Linked DNA regions of Homo sapiens: region 1 is linked to region 2. Evidence: read pairs that join two places in POLR2A ChIA-PET (ENCODE). Cell type or tissue: Panc1. All regions are shown on one strand.

The links. Peaks named below come from ENCODE experiments on the same cell type or tissue, not always from the same donor. Only the 100,000 strongest peaks of a DNase experiment are listed, where the experiment ranks them.
Region 1: POLR2A ChIA-PET joins it to region 2 with 5 read pairs; 2 of 35 experiments call an interaction of 5 or more read pairs at or near these places.

Annotation. Positions count from the first base shown.
Region 1 is chr6:159,975,641-159,978,140 of GRCh38, forward strand. All of the region lies in intron 1 of IGF2R (insulin like growth factor 2 receptor), which reads left to right. Among named protein-coding and RNA genes, the nearest start is that of IGF2R, 7.8 kb to the left of the region's middle. RefSeq lists an enhancer at 2,358-2,500. In Panc1, no CTCF peak of the experiment used is centred here; no DNase peak of the experiment used is centred here; H3K4me3 peaks cover 1,096 bases; H3K27ac peaks cover 1,699 bases.
Region 2 is chr6:159,835,453-159,837,952 of GRCh38, forward strand. No RefSeq gene overlaps it. Among named protein-coding and RNA genes, the nearest start is that of PNLDC1, 36 kb to the left of the region's middle. In Panc1, no CTCF peak of the experiment used is centred here; no DNase peak of the experiment used is centred here.

The sequences.
Region 1 (2,500 bases), 140 kb after region 2:
AAACCAGATGGGAAAAAAAAACCCATACATGTATTATATATATTTATATATATATATATATAAAGTATATGTATTGTGTATATATTATATAAGCATATTTATTATATATATATTATAGTGTATATTATATATGTATTATATATAATATATAATATATAGTTATATATAATATATACACACGCACATATATAAATAACACCACAAAAAGGGTAAAAGTTTATTTATTTCCATGAATATATCTAGTTCTGTTTACTAATACTTTATGAAATATGCTTACAGCTCTGTTTTTAAGTGAGATTGGGCTACAGTTTTTTTGCTCTGCTGTTCTTGATGGATTTTGTTATTAATAATATGTTTGCTTTGTGGAAGGAGCTAGTTAGCTTTTAGTATTTTTGTATGTGGTGAAACAGTTTGTATATAAGATGGACATTTTCTGTTTCTTAAAGTTTGGTAGAATTCACCAGTAAAACTATCTGGCCCTGGCAGGCTCTTAGGTGGAATATCATCGGGGAGGACTTTTGATTATGGTTTTTTCTAGTTTTATTTTCAGTTTTATCTAGTTTATTTTTCTATTCAGATTTTCTACTTTTTCTTGGGCCAATTTTGGTAATCTCTATTTTCCTAGAAAATTGTCATTTTAATTGTGTATTCATATTTAATAAGTAGCATGCTACTCTCATATTTTTGATACTCTATAGCTCTAGGTAAATTTTTAAAATTCCTGATGTTTACTTGTGTACTTTTTTCTTAATTATATTTACTAAAGACTTATTTACCTTTTTAAAGTCTTTCCAAAAGAACTAGTGTTTTGTTTTTTCATCTTTTCACCTTTTATTTGCAATTTTATTAATTTATCCACTCAGTAACTTCTACATCATTTTTCTGTTTCTCGTTTGACTTGAATGCTTAGCTCTTTTATTTTAAATCATTTTGCATAATTAAGAAATATATTTAAAGCTTCATGTTTCTTTCTTCGGAGTACCATACCACTCATAGATTCTGATACTTTTTTTTTTCTCCATATTTCAATTTTGTGTATTCCCTTTTTGGATTCAAAAGTTCTATCTGTTTCAACTTCCTGGACCCACTAAATTTTTAGATTTTTATTTTTTTCAGGTCCATGGACTTTGGGGGTTTTAAATTTATTTTTTCCATTGTGCGGGTAAATGTGGTGGAACTTACTGACATTTCCCTTGTGGCCTAACACCTAGTCAAGTTGGGAGGGTATTATGTGTTTGGAAAAAAAGTTCTCTGTTTGGGTCAAAGTTACTCATGGTGCTGTTCAGCTTTTCTTTGCCCTAACTCTTCTTCGGTTTGTCTGTTGCTTTTATTATTTGTATCTGGCTGCCGCTGTGGACAGGCATGTAGCTGGATGTCGTTTGCTGCTGTCGCCCAGCTTACCAGTTCTCCCATGGTTCAGATGTTCTTCTGCTTCCCTGTTGTCTTTTGTTGCAGAATCTCAGCTGATGTGTAGTCACAGCTGCCTGTTCTTTCTGCGTGGACGCTGTAGCTTCTGTCAACCCTCTGAAGATCTCTCTTAAAGTTCTGCTCTGATTGCTCTATTAATTATTTTTCCTTGGGCCCAGTTTCTTTGGTTTGAGTTTGTCACCATGATTGCATGGTGCTGGTGCCCTTGCAGTGACAGGTGACTCCTGACCGTGCACTCTGCAGTGGGTCTCCACCCGACCTTGGCTGCCTCCTTGTGCAGCTGCGTGGGGTAGGGCTGGGAGCAGTTGTTGGAATTTGGCTGTAAATTGTTTTCAGGGAGACTAGGGGATGGGCAGGATGTGCCTCTGTGGCTGTTCTTGGCGCTTTAGGTCCTTTCCACCCTCCCAATGTCACCCCCAAGCGCTGTTCTGCCAAGACACAGCTGCTAAACCCCTGTTGATTGCTGCTGGCAGCGTGTGGCCTGAGACGGGGGATCTGGATTGTTGAGTTGGCTGTGTCCAATCACTTCTTTTCTCTGGACCTCATTTTCCTCCTCAAGAGGGGTGGGACTTAGTTTTCTTTCTCTCTTTCCTATTTGAAAACCTCTCATTAGGGAGTTAGTTTTGGAAGTCACTTTCCTGGGCTTGAATCCAGACTCCTCCCCTCACAGGCCTTGGGCAAGTCACAGAACCTCTGAAGTCTTCCTTTCCGTGTGTGTCCAGTCAGGATGCTAACCATGTTTGTAGGCTAGGCGTGGGATGCTAACCGTGTTGTAGGCTAGGCGTGGGATGCTAACCGTGTTGTAGGCTAGGCGTGGGATGCTAACCGTGTTGTAGGCTAGGCGTGGGATGCTAACCGTGTTGTAGGCTAGGTGTGGGAATTGGAAGACATTTGAATGCCTGGCACGTCCTCGGTGTTCATTGGTGCTGTAGTGGTAGCAGTTGCTTTATCTGTAAGTTACAGATGCTGCCTTACATCAGGGATTTATTTTTATAACCTGTTTCTCGCCCTCCCAGAGCTCTCCATTAGTGTCTTGGGGTTTCTGCCTCAACCAGAGAGCATTTCTTCTTCA
Region 2 (2,500 bases):
AGGCCTGGAGGAGAGGAGGAGGGAAAGCAGCTTTGTTGAATAGGACAGACTTGCAAATCTTTCCTGTTTTATTTTTAGCTTAAAAGCCAATAACTGATTTCTTTGTTTCTCTGGTTCGCCCATTGCTCACCACGTCTAAATGAGAAAGTACATTTCAAGGCCACCATACAATTGTCCAAAAAGGCCTTCAATATGGAATAATCCACTTTATTATCCCATGGCTGCTCTCCTGCCTGGCTGCCCAGATGGGGTAGGGGGAGCCTACGGTAAACAGCACATGAGAGAAGGAATATATCAATGGATCTTCACATAATGCTAATACATGAGATTTGTATCTGAGAAGGCCCCGGGCAGTCTGTTTTCTTCTCAATTTCATTGCCATTGGCCAGGAATTTTCTTGAATGCCCAACTGTCTTTATCAAGACAGGAATTGGGATACAATTTGCTCAAACATTAAAGAAAATGGTTGTTGATTTGCCAGTAGTCAGTTGGCAAGAGAAGAAAAACTTTATTTCTTTATTTGTAAAATGGCAATAATGTAACAGGATACATTTTGGAGATTTTATTTTTCTATTATTATTATTATTATTATTTTAGTTTTTAGTAGAGGCAGGGTTTCACCATGTTGGCCAGGCTTGTCTAGAACTCCTGACCTCAGGTGATCCACCCGCCTCGGCCTCCCAAAGTGCTGGGATTACAGACGTGAGTCACCGCGCCTGGCCATTTTGGAGATTTTAAAGCTGAGGTTCCTGCTCCTCCTATCACAGCTCTTTATCCACCATAATCAGGAATATTAACTGTCCCAGGGGGATGGTAGGCTATAGCCTCTACCAAAAAGTCAAATTCTTGGCTTCTGAGTTTAATCTATGTAGGATTTTGGAAGACAGAACAGAGGCAACTGTATGAAAGCCAGAGTGCTTTTGATTTGCAAAGCTGACTCTTGAGAGAGGTTTTACTTCATGTTTTTCACAATGCTGAAAACTTGGCATGGCATATCCCCAGCAGAGCCTCCTGGATGCTGCCCAGTTTGTGAGGGAAGTCATGGGTAGAAAAATGCACGATGATAAGGAGCCGTTTTCCATCCAAGAAGAGATACGTGCTCGAGCAGCCGCGCGGGGGAGGCCAGGGCTGGAAGGCCCAGGGTCTCCGAGGAGCTGTAGAAAAGAAGCCTGGAGGGACCCCGGAGCAGAAAGGCTACTGGGGGCTTCCCAGGGAGTGGGTGAGACCCCACAACAAACAGGAACGGCGAGGCGTGGCGGGGGGGTGGGCCGAGGGCAGGAGCTGCTAAGTGTCCTGCGACTTTCTATCAGGCAGCTTCGCATCAGGAAACCATAACCCACTTTAGGGAGTTGGATGCGCTGTTTCAGTTCTACAGACGATGGAAGAGCCAAAAGGCTGCACAGGGAACGAGACGGGCCCCAGAGCTTAGTAACACCCGAAATCCCCATGGCCCCTTGGGAGGGCTGGGAGGGAGGCGGGTGCTGCGGGGGCTGTGGAGGTCCTGCAGGTGCTGCCTGAGAAGCCAAGAGACTGGGTGAGAATGGATGACATCAGCTGGCTCCCCCATTCCTCCTGCCCCCACCTCCCCGCAGGGCATCCCACTGACTGAATCCAGCTGACGGTGGCTGGCAAGTCACCTGGGGCGGGGGGCCTCCAGACAGAGCGTGAGAAAAGTGAGATGTGGCTCTCAGGGCGCAGAACTAGCTCGCCCCAAGGGGACCACATCAGCTCTGGGGGACCAAGATGCAGCAGGGGAGCGCCACGCGAGCAGGAGCCCACGCCAGGACGTAGGATCTCGGCAAGGAGGCAATGCATGACTGTGAGGACCAGCAAGAAACAGATTTCACAGAAGCCAGCAGAGGAAGCCAGAGGACCGGGTGCTCCTTCCCTGTGGCAGGAGCAGGAACCATCCGCCCTCCCCAGAGGGCTGCCATCACCTCCAGGGAGACGAGGAAGCGTCGGAGGAAGGGACTCCTGAGAAACTGAGTTCTGAATTGGTAGGACTGAATATTTTCGACCTCACGACCTAGGAAATGGAGTTATTTTTAATTGTGGAGAAATTATGAAGGGACATTTCTTCACATCCAAGTCTGTGGTTGTGAAAGTAGTGCCAGTAGTGTTAATGTCAACCTTGCCGTTTTCGTGTTTGGTGAGATGGTGTATGTGAGATGCTTATAGTGGCCCGGTGCAGTGGCTCACTTTGGAAGGCCGAGGCAGGGGGATTGCTTGAGCCAGGGAGCTTGAGACCGGCCGGGGCAACACAATGAGACCTCCATCTCCACAAAAAATTTTAAAAATTAGATGGGTGTGGTGGTGCACGCCTGTAGTCCTAGCTACTTGGGATGCTGGGGTGGGAGGATCTTTTGAGTCCAGGAGTTGGAGCAGGCTGCAATGAACTATGATTGTACCACTGCACTCCAGCCTGGGCTACAGAGCGGCATCCTGTCTCTTAAAAAAAAAAAAAATGCTTAGCACAGGTGCATACAGTGGTAATTATTAT